Regions from separate parts of the Homo sapiens genome. Here region 1 is linked to region 2. A link is a contact called in ENCODE Hi-C or POLR2A ChIA-PET data. All regions are on one chromosome and are shown on one strand. Each heading gives the region's core, a stretch centred on a gene start or an enhancer-like site at or near the end of the contact. The rest is flanking DNA. Distances are from core to core; before and after follow the strand shown. Region 1 holds the start of LINC02863 (long intergenic non-protein coding RNA 2863). Region 2 holds the start of CDC42SE2 (CDC42 small effector 2).

What was found. A loop is a pair of places that touch in the nucleus more often than their neighbours do. ChIA-PET counts read pairs that join two places held with the same protein, here RNA polymerase II (POLR2A). Pooled maps may share reads with other maps.
Region 1: a pooled map shows a loop between it and region 2 (3-fold over the local background). The contact joins the promoter of LINC02863 here to the promoter of CDC42SE2 in region 2. A Hi-C loop is called at or near these places in 4 of 37 single-sample maps with no recorded cell type and 9 of 50 pooled maps. POLR2A ChIA-PET finds 5 or more read pairs at or near these places in 1 of 52 experiments (GM10248).

Annotation. Positions count from the first base shown.
Region 1 is chr5:132,424,310-132,429,049 of GRCh38, reverse strand. LINC02863 (long intergenic non-protein coding RNA 2863) reads left to right here and starts at 2,340. Exons shown (of 2, transcript NR_186381.1): 1 at 2,340-2,768; 2 at 3,438-4,740. All of the region lies in intron 2 of CARINH (colitis associated IRF1 antisense regulator of intestinal homeostasis), which reads right to left. RefSeq lists silencers at 905-1,004, 1,315-1,394, 1,425-1,494 and enhancers at 541-1,125, 1,126-1,712, 2,415-2,614, 2,965-3,184, 3,795-3,914.
Region 2 is chr5:131,260,541-131,265,807 of GRCh38, reverse strand. CDC42SE2 (CDC42 small effector 2) reads right to left here and starts at 1,755. Exons shown (of 5, transcript NM_001375635.1): 1 at 1,642-1,755. RefSeq lists enhancers at 476-1,293, 2,422-2,471 and silencers at 1,492-2,141, 2,172-2,221, 2,232-2,301.

The DNA of each region.
Region 1 (4,740 bases), core at 1,091-3,590, 1.2 Mb before region 2:
CCTTCCGCAGCCTCCAGGACCTCTCAGGTGTCCTCTCCTCTGGGAGCCCTGCTGGACTGCCCACGGGGAGTTGGGAAGCCCTTCTGTATGCTCCTGTTAGCCCTCTTTGATTCTCTCACTCACAGCACTTCCACACTGTCTTGGTTTCCTGGCTCATCTCTCCCAACACACTGGACACCCCTTGAGAAGAGACTTGACATATTCATCTTGATTTTAATGCCATCCGGCAAAATTCCTGGCACTCAGAGGGCATGCAATAAAACTTTACTGAATGAAGGTTTAGCGCGTAATTCAGAAAATAAGCAAGAAAGTGTCACAAACACCAAAGCAAGTTAACCAAGCTATATGTTCTAGAACATTCTTCCTCTCCTCCTGTCACTCTGGCTCTCCTGCGCCTACAGCAGACAGGACAGAGTCTGCTCTTTCACCTGCTCTTTTCTAGTCTTTTCTTTCAGGTATCCCCTGAAATGCCACTTCCTCAGAGGCTATCCTTGACTACCCAATCCAAAGCAGTCACTCAGTCACTTGATTACACTTCAGTCTATTTTAATTTGTTAGAGAGCACTTACTGCTAGCACCAATGTTTTATTTCTGTGTTTTCTTTCTATCTCCACCATTATGCTGTAGCTCCATTTGAGTAGGGACCTTGTCTGTTCACTACTGTATGCCCAGCATCTAGTACAGTGTGTGGCAGAGAGTCAAGTGTTCATTAAATACTTGTTAAATGAATGCATGCCACTGTTACTGCATGCTGAGTTAATTTGATGTATGGCTTCTATCACTGCTATCAGATTAGGTGCTCTAGAGAAACTCAGAAAGGGCTGAGTCTCCTTATGACATTGCAGGGTGGGAGGGGGACCTCAGTTCCCTTCCTAGGCCTAAGTGGGATATGCTGCCTGCTTGCAGCTTCCTTGTGGCCTGGACTTCCCCATGGAGGCCAGATGCTGAGCAACCCCAGCCCATGTGTCTGAAGGCTCTGAATACCGAAATGTTCCTCTAGCTTTCTGTGAGAGCAGTTGGAGCTGCCCATTGCCTACACTGATAGAGGAATGTGCCCAGGGCTCCTGGCTGGCCTGGCACCCAGCAGGAGGCAGGCACAGTGGCCAGCACGGTGAGGACACATCACACTTCTTCTTTTTCCCATATCCCTATGCTGAGAGTGCATGCAGCTGCCTGGCTGGGAGCAGAAACTGGCCTCACTTTCTGGGGCCTGCTGGGCAGACAATGCAGCTCTCTAGCTGTGCCACAGAACAGGGCAAATCTTTACTAGCTGTGGACTCACTCCCTGCCCCTCCCATTCCTGCAGAAATTGCTCTACCAGCTCAGCAGAGGGCCAGGTCTGGAATCTCTCACCTGTCCCTGGCCCTTCCTTTAAGCCCTCTGGTTTACTGGAAATCATAAACTGTGAGACACAGCCTTTATCACACCCTGAACAGTTCACTCTTAATATTTAATGCTGGAGGCTAAAACAACCAGGGACACTGGAGGCCTCCTGCTTACTCTCAGTGACTGATGTTTGCACCTGGTAATTGAGGTCAGGTTGCTTCTCTTAAGTCACATGATTTGCATCAAAGCAGGAAGGTGTCGGGGCCACTTGTTGCAAAGAGACCAGGAGGCGATCCCAGCAACGCTGCAAACCAGCTTTGGCAGCAAAGGCTGTGCTTTCATGGGAGCCAGCCCTAGGAGTGTGGAGCTGGGCTGGCAGCTGGTAAATGACCCTCTCGGGGCCTGAATAAACCCTAGCTTTTCACTCACAGCAAACTCAGGATGCCTTCCTCCCTCTAAAAGACCTGCTGAATTGAGTCACTTTCAATCCTTTCTGGAGTAGGATGGGGCATTAGTTAATTAACAAATTAATTAAGCATGCTAAATAGTCACCCAGAAGATACTGGTCACTTAAGGGTCTCCAAATCACAGTATAGGTCCCACCCTACCCAGACACCTAATCTTGTTTCAGGGTTTGCTTGACCTCAGGCATTTATCTCCTGGTTGTCATGGAATCTGCTCAGATAAACAGCAGCACACCAACCTGGCCCCTCTGCCAGCCTCAGATCCTTCTAAGGCAGTGGAGCTCCCTGGTGGCCACCAGCCACCCGGGCTCCAGGCAGCCCAACACACACTCCCATGCTGAGGTCTCTCGCATGACCTCTCTAGGCACACAGTAGGTGCTCAGTAAATGCTGTGGCATGAAGGACCCTCCTGGAGTGTCTGAGTTCTCAGGCTTCAAGGCCCCTAGATAAGCAGATTTCTCTCCCCTATCACCATAGTCACCCCAGGGACTGCAGGGCAGGCCGAAATCAGCCAGTGACTCAGCTCCTTGGGCAATTCAGCTGGCCCACAGACCACTTCCTCTGCTCCCCAGCGCCGGATGGATGCAGATCTGTGAGTAAGGAGCCAGCTGCAGGCAAGCAGCTCGAGGGCAGGTGGGCATGATGTCTGGCTACCACTCGCACTGGACGCCACACACACAGCCAGGGTGGCAGAAGGCCCCACCTGCCATGTGCCAGTGGGACACCACCCTCATGGTCTGCGTTTCCAGGTTTCCAACTAAGGACTGAGCACACTCTCAACATGGACCTCCTAACTGCTCTCGAGGATGGACAGCTGGCCTCAAGGGAACACTGCAAAGTGGCTCTAGGAAGAAGCCACTGTCCCTCCAGACCATAAAAATGGCTACCAAGGGCAGAGCCAGCAGCTTTCGCTGTAAAGTTTCTCAAGAAAATCACAGATATTCCCCTCTGTGATGTTCAGCTCAGCCTGGAAAGGAGGTAAGAAAGACCAGACTACCTGATCTCTCAAGGTCACCAAATTCAACCACTGTCCTGTTTAAAAGCGGGTAGTACAGAGGCCAGTGTGGGCTCTGGAATGAGACATGTGAAGCCCGGGTCTGCTGGGTCTGCTGCACGGTAGCAGTGTAGTCTTAGGCATTATTGAAACTCTGTTTCTAAATCTGGTTATGTGAATGAAAGGGGCTAATTTATGTAACACTTTTAGTATACTAAGCCCTCAATATAGTTTAGCTACTTAACTATTGTCTTCTTTGAAGGACGCTGAACTAAACAGAAGAGAAACAGGGAAATAAACAGCATGGCAACCTACATCAACAGAAACTTAATTATTCACCCTGGATAACTGAGTGTGTGAGTGTGACTGCAAATAACAATATAGCAAAGAGAAGTTTGAGATCTTTGGCTCAGTCATTCTAGAATCCTGAGTCACAGCAAATGCACAGCCTCCATGAGGCTGAGCCACACATGAAAGCTGCTTCCACCCACAGACTGGTAGAGGCCACTGACATGCTTAACGATGATGATGATGATAAAAATAGCTACCACGGGCTACCACGTGCACACACATGTTAAGCAGTTCAAACAGGTTATTTTGTTTAATTCATACCACAAATCTTTGAGGTAAGTATTCTTGTTCCCGTTTTATAGAGGTAGAAACTGAGAGTTGAAGAGGCTGAATAATTTCTCAAGCACACTCCCAACTCGACCACCCACAAGCAAAAAGGCAGAGCTGGGATTCAAACACAGGTATGACTGTGTGTGGACATCTCCCCTGTGCTATGCTCCCTGAAGGAAAATTCTAAGTGGTGTTGTTTCTGGGAGAAATCTACCTGTGTGGTCTTTAAACCTACTCTGACAGGAGCAAGGGCCACCACTCTGTATCTAAGACCACTGGGAACAGTCTTCAGGCAACAAGGTGACCAGGGCAGCTGCAGAGGGTATCTATGCCCCTGCCCCCTAGCGCAAAAGTCTGTTTCTCTTTCCAAATGGCCCGCTGGGAGCAACTATTTAGGGAGACCATACCTCCTCCCACACTCAGTTCCCAGGCCTGAGCCACAGAGTCCTGCCACAGGAGGGAGGACCTGCCTGTCCTGCTCCCTCCCCACTCCAGGTTCCTGGAGGCCTCTGTGATGATTCCCCAGGAAGGACTACAGGATCTGGCAGGCAGCAGGTGGCGGTGGGAGGAGGAGAGTCCTGGGAGCACAGCACTCCTAACCCCCTCTGCCTCTCACAGAACAAAGAGGGAGTCATGCCATGTCCCCTGCTCCCACAAATGCCCCACCCAGAGGGGCTAATGCCTAGGATTGAGGGTCTTGTGTGCTGAGGAAGTCCTGTCCCCCAATCCCCTACAAAAGCCAGAACCAGCTACTAAGGGGTTAGACACAGACAGAACTGTCTATATTAACATTTCCTCCTAAAAAACAACAGGAATCCTGGGGAAAGACCACTGGCCTGGGACTCCATGAGCCCTGGCTTCTATCTCTGGCTTTATCAGGTGACCATAGGCAAGTCACCTAGCCTCCATGGTCTAGGCTCTCCTGCCTGTTGGGTGGGAATCATTACATATCACAATCATTACAGCTGACCTTCAGGGAGGCTGTACTCTGGGTCAGGAATTGTGTTGGGTGCATTATCATATTTATTCTCACAGCACCCTTTGCAGTAGCTACTATTTTCATACCCATTCTCAGATGAGGAAACTGTGGAACAGGCTGGTTAGGGGACATGCCCAAAGTGACAAACTTAGCAAAGGTGGACCTGGCACTCAGTACCACATCTGTTTTTCCATGCTCTTAACCACTGTAACATACAGAGCCCTTTTACAGAGATCAAGGACAGAGGTAAAAGTGTTTTGAAAGCAAAAAAAAAAAAGTGGGGAGGATGCATAAAATAAACATAAATCACCCCCTGCCCCGCCCAGACATAATTCAGGGAAGAGTCCTAACCCCCA
Region 2 (5,267 bases), core at 506-3,005:
CTTATTAAATGTCTTCCTCCCTTCATTTTAAAATGTAGACAGATTCTATTAAACTGACAATATAAAAGCTTAACCCAATAATTTTAGCTGTACAAAGTTACTTATTAACCTTTAAAGGCTGTTATGAATTTACACTTCCTGCAGTTCACCTGCCATCTTTCCCAACTGAAATAGCCACTAGGGGTTTAAGACAGTCACCACTTGCGACATCAATAATAAGGAAATAACTTTGCATTCAAGTTTAAGAAAAGGATAATTGCGGATTTTGCCTGTGCCCATAAACAGGTGCTTAATGAATATCTGTTGAGTAAATGGTGACATTTTATTATATTAGTGCAACATTAGCTTTTCCCCCCCTAAATTTAGAGTTCTCCCTTGCTCAAAAAGCAGCAAGACCATACCACAGTCCCTTCTCAAAAACACATAAACTCCTTTATTCATAATGAAACAGAAAGCTGGGTTTCAAAATACAATCCCACTCCCTCTTTATCTTCTCCATTATTTTTAAAGATTAGAAATAAGGCCTGTTTTTAAGAAACAGAAAATGTATACCAACTTCTCTCAAACCAAAAGAGAAAATCCAAATTTGATATATATTTTCTATGTTCATAATATTGAGAGTAAGAACGGACTGTTCATCAACAGTATGTTATGTGGGACAAAAACTAAAAAACGTATATCAAAAATACATACTGTTTGCCGACATTCTTTCCTTAATCATAATCAAGGAGTATGTGCCTAAATTTTACTAGATGTGAGATAAGCTTTGTCTGATATTTCAAGATTCATTCATTCAACAAATACTTTACTGAGCACGTACTATAAGCCAGGCCCTTCAACGAAACATTTAGATTTTGTAAACTGCACATCACCCCCCAAAATTCCCCTAAAAAAGCTTATCATTTAAAATAATTGCAAGCTAAAGAGGAATCCCCAATGTTGTTTCTTACACATAGTGAAGTCAGCGGATCGGGGCGCTTTTTCAGCTGTTAATGCGGCATCAAGGAGCCGCTACCTACCACACCCGTTGCCTAAAATCGCAACTTAAAGCTGCAAGCACTGGGTAAAACAACCTGTAAGAGTAGCTCAGCTCCCGCGACGAGGTAGCCAAGGGCTTTCAAGCCCGGGGCCCGGGGCGAACCGCGGCAGGACCCGCGGACTGAACGCGTCGGGCGCCTCAGGCGAAGAGTCGGAGCTCCGGAGCCAGGTGTCTTTGCTCCCCGAAACCCTCACCTAGAGACCCCGGGCCCTCCCCGCCCGCCCCTCGCACCACCCTCCCGACTTCCAGACGTGAAAAGTTGGGGGGAGGGGGGGGGTCTGCCTTTCCATTTTACATCAGGCGGTCAGTTGGCTGCCTCAGCTGTCCGCCTGCCGTGAATTCTGAACTGAGCGTGTAACCATTCCTCAGAGGAAACAGAAGAAAAACCAAAGGCAGGGTCCTAGGGCATGAGGACCTCGCCCAAACCTGAAATGGAAGACGCAGGCTCAGCCCACAGCCCGCAGCGCGCGGCTGGCAAGGCCGGGCCGCGCTCACCCCAGAGCCCTCAGGGACGAGGGTTCGGGGCTTCGGGACCCCGCCCAAGGGACCGAGAGGGCGAGGCGTGGCGGCCGACGCGCGACTGGGGCTGGCATTGCACTCACCGTCGCCTTTGTCTCAGCCGCCCGCTCCGGCCGCAGCCCCTCTCAGCGCCGGCTCCGCGGCTCCTGCCGCCCCAACGCCTGCAGCTGCGCTCCCCAGCGCGCTCGCAGCTTCCTGGCTCCCCCTCCCCGCCCAGGCTCGCGCGCGGGTTGGGCGGAGCGAGAGGCGGCGCGCGCCCCTAGAGCGGCCGGAGGGGCGGGCGCCGTTGCGCAGCTGCAGCGACCGCAGTGCTGGCCCCGCCCCCCGCCAGGCCCCGCCCCCGCCGTACCTCCGGCATGGGCGAATCGGCCGGCAGGCGATGGGACCCCCGGGATTCGAGCCGCGCGGGTTAGGAATTGGCCTCTGTAGCTAACGGACGCCTGAGATCCGGGACTGCAGCACTCGCGGGAAAGGACGCTCCGAAAGATGGCGACCAAACCTGGGCGGGAGCGTGGGGGAGCCCCTTCCCACCCCGGCCCGGGCCGCGGACATCCGTGCGGAGGAGCGACGTCTGCGCACGTTGTGGGGCGGTGGACGCGCACAGGCGAGGGTGGGTGGGTGGGTGCTGAGCGGTTGTGGGATGAGGGGTCTCTCAGTAGCGGTTGAGAGCCCATCCTCTGACCACTGCTTTTTCATGTAAAAGTCAGAATCGTTCAATCAGTCATTAACTGGTTTAAGGCTGGCTAAACCACCTGGTTTGAAATGCGTGAAAATTACACATGTACTAGACTTCTGTGATTCCTTTGGGTGTGTATTTTACATATCTCAGAAATCAGAAACATGAGTGCCCTATCTAGCAGCCAGCAGTCCACCAAAATGCCTACAAAACTTTATCGTAAGTTCAAAAGGATAGCGTAATGCCACTGAAGTAAGCTCTCGAACCTGTAAGTAATGTATGGTCTTCCCCATTCTAGGTTGATGGCGAGGATTTCTAGTTACTCAGGCCAAAAACTTTATATCATCCATAACTCCTCTCATACTCTCATTTTCACTTTCAATCTGTCAAGAAAGCTTGTTGGTTGTACCTTCAAAATAGAACAGAGTGGGCAACATAGCGAGACCCTGTCTCTACAAAAAAAAAAAAAAAAAATTACCCTGGTGTGTTGGCGTGTACCTATAGTTCCAGGTACTCTGGAGGCTGAGGCCAGGAGTTACGTTACAGTGAGCCATCATCAGGCCACTGCACTCCAGCTTGGGCTGGACAGAGTGACACGTGTTCCAAAAAAAAAAAAAATTCTCCATCTTTCCTACCTTACTATTTTTCCTTTCATCCCATGACACTTCCCACCTTGTAACAATCTTTATAATTCAGAGTCAGCCCTCCGCATCCATGGCTTCTGCGTTTCTGGATTCAACCAACCACAGATGGAAAATATTTGGGAAAAAAAACACAACAATTTAAAAATACAAATAAAAACCAATACAATATAACAGCTATTTACATAGCACTTACATTGTATTATAAGTAATCTATAGATAATTTATACAGGAGGATATATGTGGGTTATGTGCAAATACTATATCATTTTATATTAGAGACCTGAGAGGATTTTGGTACTGGTCGTGGTCCTAGAGCCAATCCCCCTCGGATACTGAGGTATGCCTGTATTTATCTGATATGTTTAGCTTTTAGTGTCTGCCTTCCCTAGTAGAAGCTGGGATTTTTGTCTGTTTTGTTCAACTGATGTATCCCAAGTCCCTAGAATAAATGAAAAATTTAAAAATTCCCTGAGATTAAAAAAAACTAAAGCAACAAAAAATGACCAATTTTTTTTATTTTAAATTTTCTCTTGGTTTCTGTTTCAGTTAACCATAAGATCTTTATCTACATCATACCATAAGCATTTTGATTTTCCAGTTACTGTGAGTACAGTGATGACCATTTACTTGACTTTTAATGCAGTTTTTTGACCAATGATACGCTACAATCCTATTTCACTGAATGAGAATAACATGATAGAGTAGAGGAAGGTTACATAAAGACTATTAATTCTAAAAATTTCCTAGAACAAAAAAAAAAAACCAGAAAATTCCCGAACTTGATATATGTGCTTGTAAGCCTCCCTTTGAATTACAAATGTAGTAACCTTGTGTGAATGCCTTAAGTAGTAAATTTTCTATCATTTACCTATAAAGGGTAGTATTCATTATGTAAACATTTATTTTCAGATTTTTCATATTTTGTAACAAAACATTACGTGATTGAATACCATGATCTAATTTCAGTTGCTATAGCTATTCATGCACCCTTCTCATCAGTTAAAAAAAAAAAAAAAGTCAATTAAGGACACAATGCCATTCAGTTGAATGACACTTTTTTTTTTTTTTTTTGAGACAGGGTCTCACTTTGTCACCCAGGCTGGAGTGCAGTGGCCTAATCTGTGCTATCTCGGCTCTCTGCAACCTCTGTCTTCCGGGCTCAAGTGATCCTCCCACCTCAGCCTCCCAAGGAGCTAGGACTACAAACGCACACTACTACACCTAGCTAATTTTTGTGTTTTTGGTAGACAGGGTCTCACTATGTTGCCCAGGCTGGTCTGAAACTCCCAGGCTCACACAATCCGCCCTCCTCGCCTCACAAAGTGCTGGGATTACAGGTGTAAGCCACGGTGTCTGGTCTGGATGATACTTTTTGTAGAGTATGTGTGCATAATTATTTGCTCAATGTTATATTCATAGCAGTCTCTTTACACATTTAATTTATCCTTTATGATTTAAAACAATTTAAAGCTACAGATTACATGTTACAATTTGATTTTTTATAAAATTAAATAGACTTTTGTTTATAAAAAAATTGACAATGTGTTTCATCAATGTTAATCTGTAGTTTGTAATTACAATAATACCAAATAAAATTTTTCTAGAGTCATTATGATGTATCTGTGCACTGTCCTTAAAATTGTTACCAAGTAAAATCTTATTCCAAAAGAAGGACAAGGGTAAAAAATAGACACTCTTCATAATTTATTCACATAATATACAGTGAAAATACCGATAAAAGTAAATGCAACTATTATAGTCCAGAAGAAACTGTTTTGCATTCCTATTAGTCCATAACAAGTGGAAACATTACACCAAAAACAACAGGAAGGAACATGTTGTTCTAACCAACTGCTAAATAGCCTTGAGCTCATATAACAGCCACATTGGCCTGATTCTGCAATCTTTTACTTAAATAAATTTTCCTTAAAATTTTTAAAGCAAATGGATTTTCCCTAAAAGTATACTATTAATTTTTGTTTTTGTTTTGTTTTTGAGATGGAGTCTTGCTCTTGTTTTCCAGGCTGGAGTGCAATAGCACTATCTTGGCTCACTGCAACCTCTGCCTCCCAGGTTCAAATGATTCTCCTGCCTCAGCTTCCCAAGTAGGTGGGATTACAGGCACCTGCCACCACGCCCGGCTAATTTTTCTATTTTTAGTTGACACAGGGTTTTGCCATGTTGGCCAGGCTGGTCTCGAACTCCTGACCTCAGGGGATCCGCCTGCCTCGGCCTCCCAAAGTACTGAGATTACAGGTGTGAGCCACTGCACTCGGCCTATTAATTTTTTTTTTTTTTTTTTTTTGAGAGAGCGTCTCGCTCTGTCACACAGGCTGGAGTGCAGTGGTGCAATCTTGGCTCACTGCAATCTTCCTCTCCTGAGTTCAAG